3 separate regions of the Homo sapiens genome follow, and all the other regions are linked to region 1. The links are chromatin loops, found by intact Hi-C in ENCODE. Cell type or tissue: endothelial cell of umbilical vein. All regions are shown on one strand.

Region 1 (8,000 bases):
TAGAACTGGAGCATGAACAACATGCTCGAAATGCGAAGTAATGAACTGGAACGGTGAAGAAGGTCATAAAGAGCCTACCTGGAGGAGGATAGTGACGGCACTGTCACAAATGCTTTATATGTATTATTTAATTCTTGCAGTTCCCTCCTGCGGTAGGTCCAATTATTATCCTCATGTTCGAGTGAAGGAAACTCAAGCAGGGTGAGGTTAGGTTAATAACTTGCTAAAGTCACATGGCAAGTAAGTGTGGAGCCGGGATTTGAACCCAGTCATCCTGGCTCGGGGTCCATGGCCCTGGCTGGCCCTGGATGCCGCTGGGGGGCCCTCTGTAGGGCTGACTTGCCCTCCTCAGAAGCCCCTTCCTTAGCTTACGGCCACATAGCCCTCTGGTAGTCCTCATCACCAGCTCTGCTCTTAATTTGGCCATTTTCCGCCTTAGGATTGGAGTGAATCATCCTTCAAAGACAGAGCCACGTTCTGCACTGTGTTAAGCATAGTCCGTGGCTCACAGTTCATGCGTGAGCCACACACACATGCACACTTTGTTGGGAAGAAGAGCAACAATAAATTGCTTATTTAGAAATGGGCGAGGCCAGGTGCAGTGGCTCACATCTGCAGTCCCAGCACTAAGGAAGGCAGATGTGGGAGGATAGCTTGAGCCCAGGAGTTCAAGACCTGCCTGGGCAACATAGCAAGTCCCAGTTCTCCACAAAAAAGAAAGAAAGAAAGAAAAAAAGACAGGGAGAGAAATGGGTAAACTTGTCAAAACAGATAAAAATATATCCGTCTTCCAGTATGTATATTTTCTAATCTGTACACTCATCAGAATGTAGGGTTAGACTACATAATATACTCTGAAAATGTTCCTGTCATTATTTGAGAAATTATTTATTTTATAGATTCCAGCTGCATATGTTTCCTAACCTCAGGAAAAGCATGTTTCTGCCTTTATATACAATTAGTATTTCACTATCAGTGACAACAGTTCAAAAGAACCCAGACATGAAACAAAATCACCAATATTTGGGAACGCTGAAAAAGGCATGTGTATCACTCTCATATCAGTGTTCCAGAATAAACAATACGGGACTTTGTTAAATAATGCATCCACTTCTGCATAAACGTCTGGCAAATGCTGTTATTTCTAAGGAGATTCTTTAGCCCAGGACACCAGGGGAGATGGCTCAGCTTGTTCGTGACGTCTCGCTGTTGAGCAGATTGCTCTTAATAGCTTACTGTTCTCTGTAAGATGAAAACAAAATTGACTGTTCAGCACCATTCTCCTCCTCTTAGTGTCATTAGCTTTCTTAAAAGCACACTAAACTCTCAAGAGTTGCCACTTATATGGCTGTAGGAAAGATGTTTCACAGCTGTGAGTGTGGTGGTGGCGTCCACACCTGTCAGGACAGGCAGGGCCCAGGGTCGGAGCTGATAGTAAGTCAGTTTCATTCTAAACATTCATTTCTGAACATTTCACACCATTCCCTAAGCTGTTAGTGCTTTGTTACTTTTTACCTGATTGCACCCCGAGCTCCATCTGGGACTCTGTCAACATTGACATAAGCCTTGGAAAACACAGACTCATGGCTGTTTTTGCTGTTCGGTATTTAGGATTTACACTACACCAGGCACATCACTAAATACCATATGTACATTTACTTCATCCAGTCCGCATTATTATTGTTATGTGATTGTACTATTTATATATTATATTCTGTTATTATGTGTTGATTATGATATGATTGTCACCGCTTTTATTTTTTAATAAAAAGGTTCAGAGAGGTTAGGTAAGTTTGCCTGAGTCACACAGCTAGTGATGAGGTCAGAGATCAGAAGCCAGGCCTTCCGGACTCTGAAGATGAGGCTCCTTACCCAGCCATCATGAAACCTGAAAGGAACTTAGAAATCAGCTGTTTCCAGTCCCTCATTTTATGGATGAGCAAACCTTGGCTCAGCGAACAGTGAATTGCTCAGGGTCCCCTTGTCAGTGGCCTTCAGACCCTGGTCCCAGGCTCTTCCCACTGTGACACGCCATCCACATCCTTTCTCTCGGAGGCTGGCTGGTCCCTCCTGCCAGTCTTCCTGAATGAGTTTGCTTCACCAGATTTGGCTCTGTCTCTAGAAACAAAATGAGTTGAGTTTCATTAGCAAGCATGAAAAATGTAGGTTCAGAGATTAAAAGAAAAACAGTTGGGATATACCATATTGAAGGCACGTGGGTATAAATGGGTTCCAGGGCTCTCAATTTTTTGGGGGGACAAGGCAGAGTTACGTGTAAACAACCGACAAGCCAGCTCACGGCCATGCGGCCCACACTGTACCGTCACTCCCCTCTCAGGATCCATCTACTCTTCAGGAACATTGAATTTTCTTTCTTTCTATGCCCATGGTCACTTTCACCTGTGCTCACACACAGTCGGCTGTGCAAAGAGCAAAACTTGGATGTCCCCAGGTGGCTGCCAGGGTTGGGATGGAAGGTTCTGCTCTAGAAGCCAATAAAACAAAAATATCTGCCTATTAGATTGCAGTGATTAAATACTCTGATATCGCCAAGAAGTTGGATTGGAAGAAGTCCCTGGAATCCCCAATCTAGTACTTCAGTTTCTATGTTTATTGCTAGGCAGTGAATATTGAGTTTCATGGCAAATGTCATATAACTGTAACAGGCCCCTGAGGCAAGAGATGGACCCCTTATTCCGGTTGTTGTTTGAGCCCTGCAGCCTCTTGACTGCTGGAAAGCTTCACTGGCCTTGACCTTGGAAGGCTGACCCAGCCTCTCTTCCCCGCTGGGCGGTGGGGAGTGGGTGATGTCCAAGCCACCGATGGTATAGGCACAAAAACCAAGCCAACAAGGAACCCATTCCAGGAGTATGGGGGTGCTTGGGGCCTGGGTCTCAGGGGAGATCTGCTTTGGTGGAGTCTCCAAAGTATAACATCTGGTTCTCGACTTGGCAGGTCCGGAGACTCAGTGTTATCGCAGCTCTTTCAGAAGTGTTTGCATCGGGGCCTTACAGGTGCCTGAGATATCAAAAGGATGCTATGTATTTAGTGAGAACATTTTGTAAAGGCCAGAATATTCCTTTCCAGTTTTCCAGCATGTCCTGGGCTGGGGAAGTTGAATCTGTGGCTAGAAGGTTGCTTGGTGAGTGGGGCCTGAGCACTCACGGGGAGAGAGATGACCCTGAATGACACCTCATGCCAGCCACGGCGAGTACTAATGAGTCATCCCACAGTTGAGCATATCGCTGGTGACCAGAAGGTTCCTGCCTTCCTGTTACAGCATCTCTGCCAGACAGTGAGGAATGAACACTGCAAAATTTTCCCTCTCCGAATCTTTTCCATGGTCTTTCCAGCAGAGCACAGTGTAACTGATTGCATTCCAGCTCACGTGATTCTAGTCGCATCTTAGGCCTTCTTTTCTGGGCTGATGCGAAATCACACACAACGAACTGGGCGCACCCTTCATTTCTCTTTCTTTTTCTTTTTCTTTTTTTTTTTTTTTTTTTTTGGAGACGGAGTCTTGCTCTGTCGCCCAGGCTGGAATGCAGTGGCGCGCTATCTCCGCTCACTGCAAGCTCCGCCTCCCGAGTTCACGCCATTCTCCTGCCTCAGCTTCCGGAGTAGCTGGGATTACAGGCTCCCGCCACCACGCCCGGCTAATTTTTTCGTGTTTTTTAGTAGAGACGGGGTTTCACCGTGTTAGCCTGGATGGTCTCGATCTCCTGACCTCGTGATCCGCCCACCTCGGCCTCCCAAAGTGCTGGGATTACAGACGTGAGCCACCGCGCCCGGCCCACCCTTCATTTCTTTAGCCACAGATTCTCACACCATCTCTTGCACTCACCCCCACAGCTGTCTCTTAACACCAACTAACTGCATCTAGATAGTTTTTTAAGTAAACATTTGTATAGATGTGTAGTATTCATTCAGGAAAATGTACAAATTGTGAAGGTACAGCTCGATACATTTTTCCAAAGTTATCAGACTAACGTAGCAAGCAGGCAAGGCGTGAAATAGAACACTACCAGGACCCAAGTCCCCTGTGTGCCCTCCTTTCAGCCACCACTACCTCCAGAGTAACCGCTACCCTGCCCTCTAGCATCCTAGGTTTCATTTTGCCTGCTTATAAACTCGATAGTAAAATTCACACTATATTCTCTTTGCTCAACATATTTGCAAGCTATGTCTATGTTGTTTCATGCAGCAAATAGTATGTTTATTTCATTGCTGTATCATCCTCCATGATATTAATATGTAACTTATTACTACATTCTAACGTTGATACTTGAGTTGTTTCAGTTTGAGGCTTGTGTAATAGCGATGCTGTGAACATCCGTATATAGCATTGTGATAAATCAACCGTGTTTTTAATTTATCTAACTTTACTCTCCTAAGGTAATTTTATCTCAGAATTCTGGGAGTACCTTATTGTCATTCCCGTGAACAGGTTGCGGGTCCCTGAGTGCCTGGCCCGTGCTCTGTGTGTCTGCCATGATGTCATTTGTGGACCTGGCCAGTCTTTCCCTGTCAGAGTGTAAATCTATGAAAGTGTCTCCTGCACGTAGTTGAGTGAATTATTCGTTGAATGAATGTCTTCATGAGGGACTGGAGCCTGAAATATTGGGTTGAAATGGAAAACAAAAGTTAGAGTTGCTTATTTCTGTTTCACCATTGCAGTATCCCAAGATGCTACAGTAATTGTGCAAGGAAGCACAAATCCAAGGAGAAAGAAGGTCAAGTCTGCGCTGCAATAAAGCAAGAGACTTGAAGGGCTAGGAAATGGCAACCTTCTGTGGGCCTTCCTGCAGGGTGTCAGTCACCGGACATACTGCAACGCATTAAGTTAATAAGTGCCAAAAACCACACCAGGTGCAACTGTCATCTTCCAGATGAAACCTGTTCCCATGGTATCTGTCTCCTCTGTATCACATAGACACCAAAACATGGTGGTGCCTTGGGAGGGCACAGATTTTTTTATTGTTTTCATTTCAGAAAGCTCTAGCAACATGGCAAGAGGGAGGGTGGAAGTCCCCAGTGCTGAGTTCTGAGTGGAGCATAAAGGGGCTGTTTTTATACCGTGGTTGTACCCGGGAAGCAGACATCTCCGAGCACTTTCAGTGCCACGGAAGGGAAGTTGAGGCCAAGCGAGGGCCTCATTCCTCTCCTTGGAATCTTTGTTGCGTTGAATACCTTCACTGACTCCCCCTCCTCAGGAATTTGTGAGGACCAACAGTTCTCCTAAAGCAGGGGACTATTTTCCTAGTGGGAGTGGCTGCTTCCCAGGGATGGGAGTGGTGGGTGTGATGGGGACACAGTACCCCCACTAAAAGACTTCTGCTCTATAGTATCTCTTTTTTTTTTTGAGACAGAGTTTCGCTCTGTCAGCCAGGCTGGAGTGCAGTGGCGCAGTCTCAACTATAACCTCCGCCTCCCGGGTTCAAGCGATTCTCCTGCCTCAGCCTCCCGAGTAGCTGGGATTACAGGTGCTGCTATCACACCTGGCTTAATTTTGTATTTTTAGTAGAGATGGGGTTTTAATCATCTTGGCCAGGTTGATCTCGAACTCCTGACCTCAAGTGATCCATTCGCCTTGGCCTCCCAAAGTGCTGGGATTACAGGCTTGAGCCACCGCGCCTGGCCTTAAAGTATCTCTTAAGCCGTACTGTGTATCTTGAAAATTTCTGTCAGGTACATCCCAAACCGGCGACTCCTGACCCTGAACTAAGCCAGCAGCCAGGTTCAGTCCTGAGTAAAGTGTTGGCGAGCAGTCCCTGCCCTGCCTCGCCCTCACGGCCGCCTACCATCTGGGCGCTGCCTGCATTTCAGGGACAGTGCTGGCATTTGTTTTTCCTTTTGTATCTTTCAACTAGATAGTGTTGTCACCTACAGAGGAGGGTTTTTAAAAGTGTCGCTGTTGCCCTAGGCATTGCCTGTGATCTGTATCAAAGCCCCACGTGTGAACCACAGCTTGAGCTGGGAACTGAGAAAGGGTCAGTTGTAAAAGTCATCCTAGGATGCACGTCCCCAGCCCCCGTGCATGGATGTGGACACGCAGGCTGGAGGAGGGTGGGGGGCTGGCCACCCTGTTGGCATCTTAGCACCCAGCAGGCTAAAGCTTGCAGCTTTGTTTATTTTCCTGAAGTTCAAAGTTCCCATCCCTCCGTGGAAGGCCTAATAGAACAAAGACCACCCACCTGCAGTTGCTTTTCTTTCTTTTTTGTGCTTCAACTCTAAAGAATCATGCACTATGAAGGAAGTGGCTCCTGCTAGATCTTCCTCAAGCCACACTGATGGACCTGCCATTAGGTACACTGAGGATGCCAGCAGGTGGTCCCTGTTGGGCAGTAGCTCACAGGCATGGACTGAGGTCTCAGAAGGACTATGTGTGGTCATTGAGCTCTCCAGGGGCAATAGGGAAGGGGTGGGGGGAGGGTGGAAGGGGGGCTCTTTACAAACAATCTGAGGTGATGTGTGGTTGCCAGAGTCAGTGTGTGGTGGAATAAAGGCCTGACAAGCTAATATGAGGAGCAAGTTAAAATCTGTAGAAGACCAGGGAGTGAATCACCATCCCAGTTGTTAGTGTACTGGCCTCTGTCTGTAGGTGACACCCAACCGCCCCGGTGCACCAGCGGATGGGGCTCAGCTCGCCTGTCCCCGCCTTTCCCACCCTCCCTCCCAACTCACCCTAGTTGTGAAACGGTGCCCAATTTTTCCAGTTGTTTCACGTGAGCCTGTGTTCGTTATTTAGAATCCATGTCAATGTTTCCCTCCTGGAACCTTGGATTTAAGCCAGAGAGCGCTTCCATCTGTGGCTTCCCCGCCACCGTGGACTGGCTTTGATGGTTATTTCTCCAGCGCATTCCCAGCGCATTCTTGTGAGGGGTGTAGTCTTCACAGTCACATGTGGCTTGAGATCCTCTCTTCGTGTGGGGCACACAAACGCTACAAGCCATACGGCGGCCAGCCAAGAAAAGGGAGCTGTTCATGGTGAGGACTGGGGCAGGAGAGGCAGCTGACAGTTGCCCCTGTTACCTGTATCCTTACGCCTCTGCCATTTTCCCTGTTGTCAACACAGCGTTATGAGGGCTGGCTCATGGCTCACTGGCTCAGCTGAGCAACAGGAGTTTTAGTGATCTCAGAAACATAGATGGAGGGAGTTGTTCAGGTTTTTCCTGATGTACGAAGAATCCAACTGCAAAGCAGCAGCTAAATTTAAGTTTTGTTTTTTACGTATTTTCCAAATCCTGGTATGAAAACTATGATAGTGTCTCTACTTCAAACTGGAAGCAGAGAGATAAGTGAAGCTTGATATTTATTTTTTTATTTTTATTTTTATTTTTTGCTATGAAGCAGTTGCCAGGAATAATGTCTGTTTTTAACACATATTGATAGAAGTAGGGCATTGCCTGGAAAAAAAAAAAAGAGAGGCTTTCCTCACTGGAGGCCTTCGCTTAGGCTGCTCGTTAACTGTGGTGAGCAGCTTGTATTTACTTGCCCAGAGAGATGAGCTCATGGGAGAAGTAAGGGCCTAAATGAGATACTTTTTCTAAAAGGTGCCGTCTTGGTTGTTCATAGAAACATTAATTGCCTTTCCATGGATTCTGGGAGCAACTTAGACGGATCCACTGAAGGTTCAGAATGTCAACATTCTGGATCACCAGCAGGCAGAGCCTTGGAGCCGGGGTCTTAGCCCGGCCCCTCAAGAGCTGTGTGGTCCAGAGCAAAAGTGACTTCCCCTCTCAGCTCTTCCTCTGCAAAACGAAAGGATTCATCGTTTTTTTGTTGTTTGTTTGTTTTCATTAAACACGCATCTCTTGAGCATCTGACAGGAGCCCGTGGCTTTGCTAGGTACTGAGGATAAAATGCTAACAGACCCGTCCCTACCCCAAGGAAGTCAAAGGGTCCTGATTGGAAAGAACTGGGAACCCCAGCAGTTGCAGTGCAGGGCGAAGTGAAGTGAATGCCCAGAATGCCCTGCTGGCAATAAGCTGACATTTGCG
Region 2 (8,000 bases), 82 kb after region 1:
GACTGAGAGCTGCTCCCCACACCCACAGACCCTCTTCTCTCTGTGGCTGGAGCTGCCTAGAGATGAGGTTGGCAAGGAGATGGCAGAACACCCAAGTGACAGGAAGGGAAGCAAGGAGAGGACAAAAGCTTTGCCCCAGTGGGGAAGACTCATGGCCTGCCTCTAGCGGAAGTGACCAGGGGTATTCCTGGGAGAATAAGCAATGGAAACCCTGTTACCTCGTAACTGAAAGGATAGGAGTGCACCTCAGAACAAACCTAGCTTCCCTTAGTAACACAGCATTGATTGCCAGCACTCTTCGTGAGTCTTAGAATTTGTAGTCTCAATTCTTCTTGAGAAAAATAACATTTTATAATGTACGTCCTGCTGTGCAAAGCAGTCTTCCGTTTGTCTTAAATTAACTTTACCCTAACTTTAATAATCTACAGTTTGCCACAAAGCTCATGTTTTCTCTATCAGGCCTCGTCTTGGTTTTCTTAACATAGATAAATTACTTTCAGCCTTGCCTCCCCAACAGAACAGTATGGAATGGGTTCTGCTTCTCCCATGTAGGAAGTAGCTGATGGTTAAGAGCATGGGATCTGGCACTGCATGGCCTGGGTTCAAATACCAGCTGCGTGACAGGCAAGGTACTGAAACGCTGTGTGCCTCAGTTTCGTCATCTCTGCGGTGGGGTTGATAACTGCCTGCCGCATGGGATAGTGGAGAGAATAAATGAATGAACAGGTGGAAAGTGCCTGGCATGTAGCAGACGCTCTGTGATTGTTAGCTGCTAGTGCTCTTGTTACTCCTCCTCTCTTGATAGTTTTGATTGGCTTTCTCTGGACAATGTCTTGACCTTCCGTAGATGCAGTGGCCAAAACTACACCTAGTTCTCCATGTGGGGGCACACCAGGGTTTCTACAAGGTTTCTACAAGGGACTCTACAAATCAGCCTTTGTTTGATTACCAGTACCCTTCCTGGTGACACCAGCCCCAGTGTCCATTCCACACCTATCTTGGGGACAATTTAAGCTGAAGGAGCACAGCATCTTAAATATCTCTGGGGGAACCGTCTACCTGTAGGAGTTCTCAACACCCTTTCTTGGGTTGTAATTTTGACCTCCAGGCCTGTGATGGGACAGTGTGTGTCTTACACTTGTGCACATAAACTCTTCTGTCATTCTGCATGCCTTCTCCTGGAGGTCTAATGCCTTATTCTAGACTATATTTTGGTAGGTAGGGTGTTGTTATCTGTAAAACTAAAGGTCTTACTGGGCACTTCCTTCTCTTTATCATTTATAAAACTTTTTATTCATTTCTAAACACACCCAATTTGTCCACTCATTTATCCTCTGTTTCTTGTCTCTAGGCTAGATTTTTTTTTTTTTTTTTTTTTTTTTTTTTTTTTTTTGTGATGGAGTCTTGCTCTGTCGTCCAGGCTGGAGTGCAGTGGCATGATCTCAGCTCATTGCAACCTCCACCTCCCGGATTCAAACAATTCTCCTGCCCCAGCCTCCCGAGTAGCTGGACTACAGGCGTATGTCACCCTGCCCAGCTAATTTTTTTGTATTTTTCTTAGAGACGAGGTTTCACCATGTTGGCCAGGCTGGTCTTGAACTGGCCTCAAGTGATCCACCTGCCTCGGCCTCCTGAAGTGCTGGGATTACAGATGTGAGCCACTGCTCCCGGCCTAGGCTAGATTTTTAATCACAGTCAAAATTTTCTTCTCAATCTACTGTGACTTACTATTTTAAAATTCCTTTTGGATTATTATCAGACACTGCTCTGAAAGTTCATATAATCACATTTGTTCCCTCCCATTGCCCACAGGTGTATGTGTCCCTTAAAGAACCCTGATGAATGAGATGTAAAAGCCCCTTATCACAGCTGTGCCTTTCCCCAGTGACGGTGTACTTCTGCATGTGTGAGTGTTTCCAGTATGATCCTCTCCTGTGCACTCTACCAGCCGTGAACCTAGGAGCCACCAGGCTATAATAGGCCAGGAGCCAGGCCTCCACCTTTCTGGTAAATCAAAGTCACGGTGGCCACCCAGTATCCACAACCGAACATGGTGGTGGTCTATGTATGGGAGACCCAGAACAGGAAAGAGAAAGGGAAAGGAGAGGAAGTGGGGAAGTTTGGGGCAGGATCTAGAGGAGGAAGACTGGAACCCAGGAGCACACCGCAAGCCGCGGCCTCTGAGTGGTGCTCAGGGCCAGCTCCGTGGGGGACAGGTGAAGAAGTAGCATATGAGTGATCTAAAATAAAGCTGCCCACAGGGCTCCTCAAAACACCACCCAGTGATTGAAAACTGCATAGCTTCGGTTTTCCGGTTAATTATGGGACACTGGGGCCTTTGGTTGACTGATGAGCAGGACAGTAGTTTGGACATTCTGCATTCAGGAAAATAGAGTGGAAGGCAAATGTCTCCCACTGAGAAGTGTAATTGCAGAGTTGGCCATGATCTTATTTTTAGATGGAAAGTTTTCACTGAAAGAATTCTTTTTGCAGCAAGAGAAGTAGCACAGTGGTATGCTGAAAGCTGAGGTGGGAACTTGTGGCTTCCCTTACCTTGTAACGAGCAGGTTTGAGCTGGTCCTTCCCAAGCACAGTAAATAAATGTCACTTTGCATGGGAGAGGAGAGAGGAAAAATGCAGCTTCCCAGGCCGTTCAGAAGAGCAGTTTTCTTTGTTAAATAAGTTTGAAAGTCATAGGGGCCTTTTTAGTTGAGGACTGAGAAAGAGCTTTCTCTGGTCAAATATAGAGTTAGTTGGCAGGCCCCAGTGGTTGGGGACCTGGCTCTGAGAACACACAGGCCAGGGCTGAATCCTGGTCCTCTCATTGAGTAATACTGGAACCTGGCAAGTTGTCTGAACGCTCCCAGCTGTTACCACATCTGTAAAATGGATGTGATCCTAGTGCTACCCCCTCGGTTTCTTTTGAAGATTAACTGAGATAGTGCCCACCACAGCACCCAGCACAGACAGACCTGCGGCACACTGAGGGGCCAGTAAGCGCGTGGCTCTGGCCATTGATGGTCTCATCAGTGATGGGAATGCCACCATCGGTGCTCCCAAGTAACTGATTACAACAAGAAGCGTCTTCACAAAGTAGTAGGAATCGCCTTGTTTCTCTGTAATCTGGAAGGATTTAGATGATCTGCCGTGATCGACGTGAATGTATTTTCTGTCTCTCTCTGACTTTGTCCCTGCTGCCTGTTTCCGTCTGTCTCTTTCTCTGAATCCTTGACTGTCTCTCTGGTTCTCTGTGAGTCTTGCCATCGCGTTCCTTCTGCACACGTGGAACGCAGCATTTCGGGTTGTTTATTTATCCAGGCGGGCTTTGAGGTTACGGAATATTTTTAAACAACCAACAGCTGGGGCCAGGGAGCCACCTCTTCTCTCTCGGATCCTCATATCCCTCAAATCATTAAAGCGAGAGAAACTGAAGGAGCTGAAGAGGCAAAGCATGGGCCTGTGAGACCCTCTCGGGCTCACTATGTATGTTTTAAAGCCCCAGGTGCATGCTGCCCTCGTTTTTCTGATGGGGTAGGCCCTATGAGGGATGTCTGTCGTTTGGTGGGCCCTAGTCCAGCGTCGGAATTGCCAGCAGCTTTCGCTGGAATGCGTATTTTTAGTACAGCCTAAACCTGTAATAAAAAGGGATTTACATGTACTAGATTTTAATCACATACTGTGGACAAACTAATAAGAAAGTTTGCTAGACAGTAAGATGAAACACTGCCAGCATTTTTGCAAACCGGTTATACAAGAGTCTGCCTAACTCTGGCCAGACCCAGGCAGCTTAGTCTAGAGGTTCAGAGGTGGCCTCTGGAGGCAGCTGCAGCCTGGGTCCCAGCCCTGCTGTCCTGTGTGGGCACTGGGACTGTCTCTGCACCTGAGATGCCACATCTGGAAGGGCTGTGAAGACGAAGGAAGTAGTACATGGAGCCCTCAGGCCATGCCAGCCCCTGGGGGGCACCGAGCAGACCAGCCTCCTCCCACATCCAGGACATGGCCTGGTCCCTTGTTTTCTGTCCTGTCATTTTTGGTGTGGGTGCCACAAAGAACCTCCAGGCGCCCTCTGCAGGGACTCAGTGTCCAGTCGCTTTTATTTCTGGCAGGGCTTTCCCCTGCCTCTTTTAAATCCTTACAGGCTCTCTTTCTCATTCCCTCGCCTCTTTTTGGCTGTGCTCTTCCTCTCCCGGGCACTTGACTGCATCTTACTGCACACTCTGCCTTCTGTCCCACAGTGTCTGCCCCTTGTTGCTCTCACTGCTTCCTCTGTGTGTGAGTCTGAACTCAGACTGCAGATACCTTGTGTGTTGCATACACTCTGCTGTGCGCTGCCCTCAGGAACCCAGCCACTGCTTCACAGTTGTACATTAAGAGTTTGGACATGGCAGAGATTCGGCCCTGCAGCTGCCTTCTGGTGTGGATTAGCACTTGGGAATGCCTTTGTAACTATTTGGGTATGATGAGGGGGCTATTAGTTTCTCATAGGAAAGCAGGTCATTGGAGGGGAGTGGAGGGAGCTGAGATTCGTATCCTTGTTGGAACCAAAACAAACAGGACTTTACTGATTCTCCTGGTTTCCGCTATCTCTTCATTTCACCAACATTGAATAAGCATCTATGTGTTAAGTGCTGTGACAATAACTAAGTATGTGAAAATATGAGCCAGTCCCCAGGGATCATTATTAAGAGCAGACCAAGGAGAACTCAAGGCAGACAGTATTGTATTTATCATATTACACAGGTTAAAGAGTAATTTTATATTGGTTAAGAGTAGAATTAAATTACCAACATTTATGCACCAAATAACATTGCATCAAAATATATAAAGTAAAGGTTGTTAGAAAATGCAAAGGTAATTTGTTACATAATGCTAGTGAGAAATAATAGCATACATCTGTTTTTCATGGCTCAGGTCAACAAACTGTAAGTAGAGTATGCCAGTGTATAAGTATAATAAATGTATGTTGAACTTCGTTTTTACAAAGTGTACTTACCATGTTCAACCATTCATGGAACATTTACAAAAATTAATCATATTAAGCCCAAAACACTTTCCAGCGTTCTAAAGGCAGATATCACACTGAAAATGTCATCTGATGAAACAATAAAACTAGAAATGAATCACAAAGATAGAAATGTACAAACATACCTAATTGTAATGCTTTTAAAAAAAACTTTAAAAAACTTTTATAAATCTTTGTAAAGAAGCTTTTTAAAGAGGCTTTTCATAAATCTTGGGTGACAGAAACTTCAAAACTGCAGTTGTAAAATATTTAGAAAATGGCAGTAAGAACAATGCAAAAGAAAACCATGCCATTCAGAATTCTACATTTTAAACATGAGAAATAGTTAATCTAAGCAGAAGAGGAATGAACCAGAAGACTGTCGGGTTGCCGGTAGAATCAACAAGGAGGCTGGAGAATGAGGCTCAGAAACCAGGAACAGTGGAGGAGGCTGGGCAGCCCCGCACGGCCAGTTGCATCTGCAGCAGGATGTTGCAGGAGGCAAGTACCACAGGTAGGACGTTTGCGGCACCACCACTGAGTTCCCTCTGCTGCAGCTCTCGACGAAACTCTGACTGTCTTCAAAGACCACAACTCCGGATTCAGACACCTGGGTGGGAGCCCTTGGCCTGTTTTGTTTCCACGCCCAAGCAGACAGCCAGGCGAAGGTGGCGACTGCCCCACACTCAGCATCTATAATGAGGATGGGAGGATGGGGCCCTGCCTCCCACCTATTTTGGGGTTCTCCCCAAACAGGAAGTTTACTTTAATGGTGGATGGCCAATGAAATAAAATACTTTAAAAAGTCTAGTACAAAAAATAAACTGAACTTAGAAGCAAATAAATGAACAAAGCATCCATCTCCAGAAGGCAGAAAAAGAGCAGCAAATAAACTTAAGGGAAACCATAAGAAAACAATGACTTAGAAAACAGCAACCAATAGGTTGCCAAATCTAATTCTTTGGAGAACAACCAACCAAGGCATTAACGTCTGGTAAGACAAAGAAATTAACAAAGTGCAAGTAACAGATTCAAATGAAACAAATATAGGTGAGATGGTTTTCTATAATTATTGAGAAATATATTATTTTGCCGTTGTGTTAACTCTATGCCAATTGATTTGAAAAATCTCAGTGAAACATGATTGTATAGGAAAATGGGCCAAGGAGTGAGTAGAAAACTGGAATTGATTACTAGCCATGAAAAACTGAAAAGTTTTATGAAGAACCATGTGAGAAAGGTGCTGGGCCCAGACAGCTTACTTCCTATGTTCTGAGTAGTGTCTGAGAGCTTCGGAAAGGTTGAATGGTTTTTCAGTTCATTTCACCAAAATAGTATAACCCTAACACCAAAACCTTACAAAAATAACATGCAGAATAAAACCCCCACCCTTATTTATAAACATTACAACAAGCCAACGTGAAGACATAGCAAACTTAATCTACCAGTATAATAAAGAATTAGTCATGACATGGAAGGATGTATTCCAGGAATGTGATTTTTTAATGTTAATAAAACTATTAGTATATCAATAGGTCAAAAGATAAAAGGTATATGTGATCATGATAATAGATAATAAAAAGGGATTTGATAAAATGCGACATTTGTTTTGTATTTTTTGTGACAGTCTTGCTCTGTCACCCAGGCTGGAGTGCAGCTCACTGCAACCTCCGCCTCCCAGATTCAAGTGATTCTCCTGCCTCAGCCTCCCGAGTAGCTGGGATTACAGGTGTGCACCACCACGCCTGGCTAATTTTTGTGTTTTTAGTAAAGATGGGGTTTCATTATGTTGGCCAGGCTGGTCTTGAACTACTGACCTCAAGTGATTGGCCCACCTTGACATCCCAAAGTGTTGGGATTACAGGCGTGAGCCACCGCACCTGGCCAAGACATTCATTTGTAGCTATAGAACTCAGTGTATCCAGATTGGAAGGTGTGGTAGGCAGAATTCTGGCCCCCATGACTGCCCCTTCCCCTCACACCCCCCGGGTTGCTCCAATGGTTATGTCACGTTGCTTGGCAAAAGGGACTTTGTAGATGTCATAAAAGGTGACTAATCAGCTGACTTGAGAGAGTTTATCCTGGATTATCCAAGGGGCCCAGTGTAATTCCAAGAGCCCTCAAGAGCAGAGCTGGAGAGATGCCGCGCAGGAGGCCTGGGTGCCGTTTCGGAGCAGGATGGAAGGCGGTGAATCCCGCCTCCAGCATGGAGCTCGGGAGAGGCCCTGACTGCAGATGGAGAGGCTGCCCTGGCCGCAGCGCACGGGGCTCCTGACCCACAAAAATCGCGAGATAATGAGTTCATGTTGTTTGAAAGTCCGTCATTTCTGGTAATTTGCTATATAAAACTATTGCTATACGATTAAAAACTAATACAGAAGAATATTTCTTTAACATTATGTTAAAAAGGAAAAAAGCTAACATTTTCTTTATAGCAAAACACTGCCATGATTTACATTAAAATTAGGAACAAATTAGGATGTCTAGTATCATTACTAATATTTTACAATATCTTTTCTAATTAATGTGGTAATGTAGGAAAATAAACACAAATATATAACTATCAAAAAAGAAGAAACAAAATCACCATATTTTGTAGCTGACAAGAGCAATAATAACAGTACCAACAAACATTAGAACTAGTTTTTTTATGTTTAGTAGGTTTATCAGTTACCTAATAAATACATTAAAATAGCATACTATGTATCAGTTAGGAATTGTAATAAAAATCAAGACATGTACTCTCCACAAATTTATTTAAATTTAATGAATTATGAGTCGGGGGGCAAGATAAAATAGCTGTGAAATGTAATTAGAAGAATATACAAACAACAAACAATAACATTTCAAACCTAGAACGATGCAAGGAAACATGCACTATTTGATATTATGAGGTCCTGTGAAGTCCAAAGATGAGTTACAGAAAGTGACTTCAGGGCCCATGCACATGCTTTCTGTGTGTATGTGCATGTGTGTAAGTGATTTCTTCATTGCCCAT
Region 3 (8,000 bases), 63 kb after region 1:
ATCCCTCCTAACTGGGCATAGATCCATTCTTTCTTCCCTAGCCGATTTGTCTTTGATACTGCAGTCGATGTGATATGACTTAATTGCCTACCTGATCACTTTACCACACAATACAGAACCCTTCTTGGCCTCTGTATTATTCAGTGCTCTCTAGAGAAATACCTGGAGAAACAGAATATATGTATGGGGGGCAGGGAAGAGGCGGGTTTATTTTAGGAATTGGCTTGTTCCGATTATGGGGTTGGCAAGTCTGGAATCTGCAGGGCAGGCCAGCAGGCTGGAAAGTCAGGTGAGTTGGTGTTGCCATCTTGAGCCTGAATCCTGCAGGGCAGCAGGCTGGAAGCAGGCGGGGTTTCTACCGTGAAGTCTTGAGAATTTCTTCTACCTTGGGGGAGCTCAGTATTTGCTCTGAAGATCAGCACCTGATTGGAGGAGGCCCACCCTCATTAGGGAGAGTAATCTGCTTTACATCAAAGTCTGCTGATTTAAATGTTAATCTCATCTAAAAAATATCTTCATGGCAACATTTAGACTGGTGGTTGACCGAACAACTGGCACATGGCTGAGCCAAGTTGACACATAAAATTAACAGTCACAGCTTCCTTTTGCACTCAGAATGAAGGCCAACATCCCAGATGTGGCTACAGGGTTCTGTGTGGCCTAGCCCCTGCCTTCCTCCTCTCTCAGATCTCCCGCTTACACTGTGCTCTGGTCACACAGCCCTCCCTCCATATCCTCAATATAACATCTCCCTCCTGTCCTGGGACCAGGACACAAGCTGCCCCCTGTGCCCGAAGTGCCTGGTTCCCTGCTCCCAGCGAGTGTGCACACCCCCACACACATTGTCTAGGGAAAGCCTACTCTATCAGCCTCCAGATCCTGGCTCAAATGCTGCTGCTTCTGGGAAGAGTTCCTGCCCCAGGTGGATTCTCCTGCTCTCTAACTAAAACATACACAGTGTGCAGCAATGCATTTTGTTGTGTGATTATTTAATTAATATATGCCCTCCAACAGACCGTAAATTCCTTGAAGGCAAGCACCAGCTCCCTTTTGCCCACCAGAGAACCCTCAATGCTCATAGGTGTTGAGTGAATGATTAGGAAAAGGCAAACTGGGCTGGAACACCATGTTTCTTTCATTCCTTGCAGGACTCACTACTCGGCTGCCTGCGGCCCGCCCTGGCCCTGGCCTCCCCAACCCTTCCATGTTCCTCGCTCTCTTGCTTCTGACTCGGCAGGCCTTCTTTGCTCCTCCTGTGATGGGTAGGGGACTAAGCAGAGGAGATGCTCCAGGTGCTGCCTGCATGTGGCTTGGGTTTGAAACTGCCCAAATGAGCCCTTCCTCAGGCATCCATTTCCATCCTTGAAGAAAAATGTTTAAGACAAACGGACATACTAAGGATTTTAACTGGAAGAGGAGGACTGGGGGCCTTGCCTTTTCTTGAGTCTTCCTGTGCATATCTGTATATAAGAATTCATAAAGAAAAAGCTGCTGCAATATATTATTAAGAAAATTTCACATTTTAATTCTCCAGTGGAAACCGAAACAATGTATATAGACAGACCAGAATTTGCTCTACTTTTTTCCCAAACAGTTAAAATAAAAGGAGTTGACTTGTCTAACATTTAATCATTGTTAATATTTTCCTGTGGGCTTGGAAGTTTACAGACTGTAAGCCCAGAGATTATATTCAATGACTCTTAAAGTAACCATCTTCTTTCATGATAGGTCAGCCATTCCAAGGTTGGGTAGTTTATGTCCTGAATGTTACAGAGCACGACTAAAATGAGCATTATGAAAATTTAAGATGTGTTAGATCCACCAGCTGTGTGTTGGTAGCATCCAACAGCTGTACTCCAGCAAATTCAATAGATATAGTCACAGAGACTTGAGTCTAAAGCAAAGCACATTTGCCCTGTGACTTACATCCTAATGCAGAGAGATGCTTCATCTTCATTCTGACTGACTCCTCTTAGCAGAGCTTCCTACCACTCTGGCAGGCATTCTGTCAGCTGGTTAATGGTCTATGAAACTGAAATCCACCAGGCTATGCCACTGTTCCGAATCCTTCGGTAAGGAAAGAATTTTTTTTTAACTTTTATTTTGGGTTCAGGGGTACATGTGCAGGTTTCTTATACAGGTAAACCGCGTGTCATGGAGGTTTAGTGTACAGATTATTTCATCACCCAGGTACTACCCCACAGGTATTTTTTATGATCTTCTCCCCCATCCCACCCTCCACCCTCAAGTAGGCCCCAGTGTGTGGTGTTCCCCTCTTTGTGTCTGTGTGTTCTCATCATTTAGCTCCCACTTGTAAGTGAAAACATGTAGTACTTGGCCTTCTGTTCCCACATTAGATTGCTTAGGGTAATGACCTCCAGCTCTATCCATGTTGCTACAGTGAACATGATTTCATTCTTTTTTAAGGCTGCATAGTATTCCATGGTGTATATGTACCACATTTTCTTCATCCACTCTACCACTGATGAACATTGAGATTAATTCCATGCCTTTGCTATTGTGAATAGTGCTACAGTGAACATACATGTGCATGTGTCCTTATGGTAGAATGATTTATATTTCTTTGGGTATATACCCAAAAATGGGATTGCTGGGCTGAATGGTAATTCTATTTTAAGTTCTTTGAGGAATCACCATGCTGCTTTCCACAGTGGCTGAACTAATTTACACTCCCACCAACAGTGTATAAGCAGTCCCTTCATTCCCTTTTCTTGGCAACCTCTCCAGCCTCTGTTTTTTTGTTTGTTTGTTTTGTTTTGTTTTTGAGACAGAGTTTCACTCTTGTTGCCTAGGCTGGAGCTCAATGGCATGATCTAGGCTCACTGCAACCTCCACCTCCCAGGTTCAAGTGATTCTCATGCTTCAGCCTCCCAAGTAGCTGGGATTACAGGCACCTGGCACCACACCTGGCTAATTTTTGTATTTTTAGTAGAGATGGGGTTTTACCACGTTGGCCAGGATGGTCTCAAACTCCTGAACCTCAGCTGATCTGCCTGCCTTGGCCTCCCAAAGTGCTGGGATTACAGGCGTGAGCCACAGCAGCCAGCCTGCATCTGTTATTTTTTTACTTTTTAATAATAGCCATTCTGCTGTGTGAGATGGTATCTCATTGTGGTTTTCATTTGCATTTCTCTAATGATTAATGCTGTTGAGCATTTTTTTCATATGCTTGTTAACCACATGTATATCTTCTTTTGAAAAGTGTCTGTTCATGTCCTTTGCCCACTTTTTAATGGGGTTGTTTTTTTTTCTTGTAAATTCATTTAAGCTCCTTACAGATTATGGATATTACAACTTTGTCAGATGCCTAGTTTGCACATATTTTCTCCAATTCTGTAGGTTGTCTGTTTAGTCTGTTGATAGTTTCTTTTCAGTAAAACAACTCTTAGTTTAATTAGGTCTCATTTGTCAATTTCTGTTTTTGTTGCAATTGCTATTGGTGTCTTCATCATAAATCTTTGCCAGGTCCTATGTCCAGAATGACATTTCCTAAGTTATCTCCCAGAGTTTTTATAGTTTTAGGTTTTACATTTAAGTCTTTAATCCATCTTAAGTTGATTTCATATGTGGTGTAAGGAAGGGGCCCAGTTTCAATCTTCTGTCTATGACTAGCCAGTTAGTCCAGCACCATTTATTGAATAGGGAATCCTTTCCCCCATTGTTTTTGTCAGGTTTGTCAATGATCAGATGGTTGTAGGTGTGTACCATTATTTCTGGGATCTCTATTCTGTTCCATTGGTCTATGTGTGATATGGTTAGGTTTTGTGGCCCCACCCAAATCTCATCTTGAATTGTAATCCCCATAATCCCCATGTGTCAAGGGCAGGACCAGGTGGAGGTGATTGAATCATGGGGGTGGTTTCCCCTATGCTGTTCTCGTGATAGTGGGTGAGTCTCACGAGATCTGATGGTTTTATAAGTGGCTGGCATTTCCCCTGCTTGCACTCACTGTGTCCTGCTGCCCTGTGAAGAAGGTGCCTGCTTCTCTTTGCCTTCCACCATGATTGTAAATTTCCTGAGGCTTTTCCAGTCATGTGGAACTGTGAGTCAATTAAACCTCTTTCCTTTATAAATTACCTAGTCTTGGTTATTTCTTCCTAGCAGTGTGAGAATGGACTAATACAATGGGTCTGTTTTTATACCAGTACCATGTTGTTTTGGATACAATAGCCTTGTAGTATAGTTTGAAGTCAGGTAATGTGATGCTTCCAGCTTTGTTCTTTTTGCTTAGGATTGCCTTGGCTATTCTGGCTCTTTTTTAGTTCTATATGAATTTTAAAATAGTTTTTGAATTTTGTGAAGAATGTCATTGGTACTTTGATAGAAATAGTGTTGAATCTGTAAATTGCTTTTGGCACTATGGCCATTTTAATGATATTGATTCTGTGTTTTTTTTTTTTTTTTTTTTTTTTTTGGATGGAGTCTCACTCTGTCGCCCAGGCTGGAGTGCAGTGGCGCGATCTCGGCTCACTGCAAGCTCTGCCTCCCGGGTTCATGCCATTCTCCTGCCTCAGCCTCCGAAGCAGCTGGGACTACAGGTGCCTGCCACCACGCCCAGCTAATTTTTTGTATTTTTAGTAGACAAGGGGTTTCACCATGTTAGCCAGGATGGTCTCAATCTGCTGACCTCGTGATCCGCCCACCTCAGCCTCCCAAAGTGCTGGGATTACAGGCATGAGCCACCATGCCCAGCCAATATTTATTCTTTCTACCCATAAACATGGAATGTTTTTCCATTTGTATGTGTCATCACTGATTTCTGGCAGTGTTTTGTAACTCTTATCGTAGAAATCTTTCACCTCCCTGGTTTAGCTGTATGCCTAGGTTTTTAATTATTTTTGTGGCAACTGTGAATGGGATTGTGTTCCTGATTTGGCTCTTGGTTTGGATGTTGTTGGTGTATAGGAATGCTACTGATTTCCATACATTAATTTTATATCCTGAAACTTTGCTGAAGTTGTTTATCAGATCAAGGAGCTTTTGGGCAGAGACTCTGGGGTTTTCCAGATATAGAATTATGTCATCCGCAAACAGGGAGAGTTTGACTTCCTCCTCTATTCTTATCTGAATGCCTTTTATTTCTTCCTCCTGACTGCTCTGGACAGGACTTCCAGTACTATGTTGAATAGGAGTGGTAAGAGAGGGCATCCTTGTCTTGTGCCAGCTTTCAAGGCGAATGCTTCTAGCTTTTGCCCATTCAGTATGATGTCAGCTGTGGGTTTGTCATAGATGGCTCTTGTTATTTTGAAGTATATTCCTTCAATGCCTAGTTTATTGAGGGTTTTTAACAGGAAGAGATGTTGAATTTTATTCACATCTCTTTTATTTCTGCACCTATTGAGATAATTATGTGGTTTTGGGAAATTTTTTAGTTCTGTTTATGTGATTAATCACATTTACTGATCTATGTATGTTGAACCAGCCTTGCATCCCAAGGATAAAGTCTACTTGATCTTGGTGGATTAACTTTTTGATGTGCTGCTAGATTCAGTTTATTAGTATTTTCTTGAGGATTTTTGCTTCTATATTCATTTGGGATATTGGCCTGGGGTTTTCTTTTTTTGTTGCATCTCTGCCTGGTTTTGTATCAGGATGATGCTGGCCTCAGAATTAGTTGGGGAAGAGTCCCTGCTCATTTTTTTGGAACAGTTTCAGTAGGAATGGTACCAGCTCTTTATATATCTGGTAGAATTCGGCTGTGAATCCATCTGGTCCTGGGCTTTTCTTGGTTAGTAAGCTTTTTATTACTGCTTAAATTTTGGAACTCATTACTAATCTGTTCAGGGATTCAGTTTCTTCCTGGTTCAGTCTTTGGAGATTGTATGTGTCCAGGAATTTATCCATTTCTTCTAGATTTTCTAGTTTGTCTGCATAGAGGTGTTCATAGTACTGTCTGGGTTTTTTGTGTTTTGTGTGTGTGTGTGTGTGTGTGTTTTTTTCTTTGTATTTCTCTGGGGGTAAGTGGTAATGCCCCCTTTGCCATTTCTAATTGTGTTAATTTGGATTTCCCTCCTTTTTTTATTAGTCTAGCTAGCAGTCTATCTTATTAATTTTTTCAAAGAACCAACTCCTGGATTTGTTGATGTTTTATATGTTTTTTGTTTGTTTCTTAATTCCCTTCAGTTCAGCACTGATTCTGGTTATTTCTGTCATCTAGTAGCTTTAGGATTGGTTTTCCCTTGCTTCTCTAATTCCTCTAGTTATGATGTTAGGTTGTTAATTTGAGATCCTTCTTACTTTTTCATGTGGCCATTTAGTGCTATAAACTTCCATCTGAACACTACCTTAGCTGTGTCCCAGAGATTCTGGTATGTTGGATCTTTGTTCTCATTAGTTGCAAAGAACTTCTTGATTTCTGCCTTGATTTCATTATTTACCCCAAAGTCATTCAGGAACAGGTGTTTAATTTTCAATGTAATCGTATCGTTTTGAGCAATTTTTTTAGTATGGATTTTTTATTTTTCTTGTGCTATGGCTTGAAAGTGTAGTTGGTATGTTTTTTTTTTTTAATTTGCTGAGGATTGTTTTATGTCTGATTGTGTGGTCAATTTAAGAGTACGTGCTATGTGGCAATCAGAAGAATGTATATTCTCTTGTTTTGGGGTAGAGAGTTCTGTAGATGTTTGTGCTAGGTCCATTTGGTCCAGTATTGAATTCAGGTCCTGAATATCTTTGTTAATTTTCTGCCTCAATGATCTAATACTGTCAGTGGGGTGTTGAGATCTCTCACTATTATTGTGTGGGAGTCTAAGTCTCTTTGTGGGTCTCTAACAGCTTGCTTTATTAATCTAGGTGCTCCTGTGTTAATGCATATATATTTAGGATAGTTAGGTCTTCTTATTGAATTGAATGCTTTGCCATTATGTAATGCCCTTCTTTGTCTTTTTTGATCTCTGTTGGTTTAAAGTCTGTTTTGTCTGAAATTAGGAATAGCAACCCCTGCTTTTATTCTGTTTTCCATTTGCTTGGTAGATTTTTCTCCATCACTTCATTTTGAGCCTATGGGTGTCACTGCATGCGAGATGGGTCCCTTGAAGACAGCATACCATTGGGTCATTGGGTCTTGCTTCTTTATCCAGGTTGCCATTCTGTGACATTTTTTTTTTCTTTTTAAACAGGGTCTTGCACTGTCACCCAGGCTGGAGTGCAGTGGCACAGTCTCAGTTCAGTGCAACCTCTGGCTCCCAGGTTCAAGTGATTCACCCACCTCAACCTCCTGAGTAGCTGGAACTACAGGCACACGCCACCATGCCTGGCTAATTTTTTGTATTTTTAGTAGATTTGGGCTTTCTCCATGTTGGCCAGGCTGGTCTCAAACTCCTGGCCTCAAGTGATCTGCCCACCTGGGCCTCCCAAAGTGCTGGGATTACAGGTGTGAGCCACCATGCCCAGCCCACCCTGTGCCTTTTAATTGGGTCATTTCCTATTTACATTCAAAGTTAGTATTGATATGTGCGGATTTGATCTTGTCATCACATTGTTAGCTGGTTATTATGCAGGCTTGTTTGTGTGGTTGCTTTATAGAGTCACCAGTCTGTGTACTTGAGTGTGTTTTTGTAGTGGCTGGTAATGGTCCTTCCTTTCCATATTTAGTGCTCTTTTCAGGACCTCTTTTAAGGTAGGTCTGGTGGCAAGGAATTCCTCAACATTTGCTTTGAAAAAGATCTTACTTATCCCTCATTTATGAAGCTTAGTTTGGCCGGATATGAAATTCTTGGTTGGAAATTCTTTTCTTTAAGAATGCTGAATATAGCCTGATCTCTTCTGGCTTTTAGGGCTTCTGCTGAAAGATCTGCTGTTAGCCTGATAGGGCTCCCTTTGTAAGTGAACTGCCTCTTCTCTCTACATTTCTTTAACATTGTTTCTCTCATTTTCATCTTGGAGAATCTGATGATTATGTGTCTTGGGGATATTCTTCTTGTGTATTATTTTGCAGGAGTTCTCTTCATTTCCCGAACTTGAATGTCAGCCTCTCTAGC

What was found. A loop is a pair of places that touch in the nucleus more often than their neighbours do. Peaks named below come from ENCODE experiments on the same cell type or tissue, not always from the same donor. Only the 100,000 strongest peaks of a DNase experiment are listed, where the experiment ranks them.
Region 2: it touches region 1 in a loop (8-fold over the local background); 4 of 110 quality-filtered maps call a loop at or near these places.
Region 3: it touches region 1 in a loop (11-fold over the local background); 7 of 110 quality-filtered maps call a loop at or near these places.

What each region holds. Positions count from the first base shown.
Region 1 is chr6:157,511,971-157,519,970 of GRCh38, forward strand. All of the region lies in intron 1 of ZDHHC14 (zDHHC palmitoyltransferase 14), which reads left to right. Among named protein-coding and RNA genes, the nearest start is that of MIR3692, 13 kb to the right of the region's middle. RefSeq lists enhancers at 5,363-5,886, 5,887-6,408. In endothelial cell of umbilical vein, no CTCF peak of the experiment used is centred here; DNase peaks (open chromatin) are centred at 1,181, 1,971 and 3,251; H3K27ac peaks cover 3,374 bases.
Region 2 is chr6:157,593,818-157,601,817 of GRCh38, forward strand. The region is part of intron 3 of ZDHHC14 (zDHHC palmitoyltransferase 14); the gene reads left to right. Among named protein-coding and RNA genes, the nearest start is that of MIR3692, 69 kb to the left of the region's middle. RefSeq lists an enhancer at 1-379. In endothelial cell of umbilical vein, a CTCF peak has its summit at 4,079 (motif pointing left); a DNase peak (open chromatin) is centred at 4,044.
Region 3 is chr6:157,574,782-157,582,781 of GRCh38, forward strand. All of the region lies in intron 2 of ZDHHC14 (zDHHC palmitoyltransferase 14), which reads left to right. Among named protein-coding and RNA genes, the nearest start is that of MIR3692, 50 kb to the left of the region's middle. In endothelial cell of umbilical vein, no CTCF peak of the experiment used is centred here; DNase peaks (open chromatin) are centred at 4,840 and 4,980; H3K27ac peaks cover 1,765 bases.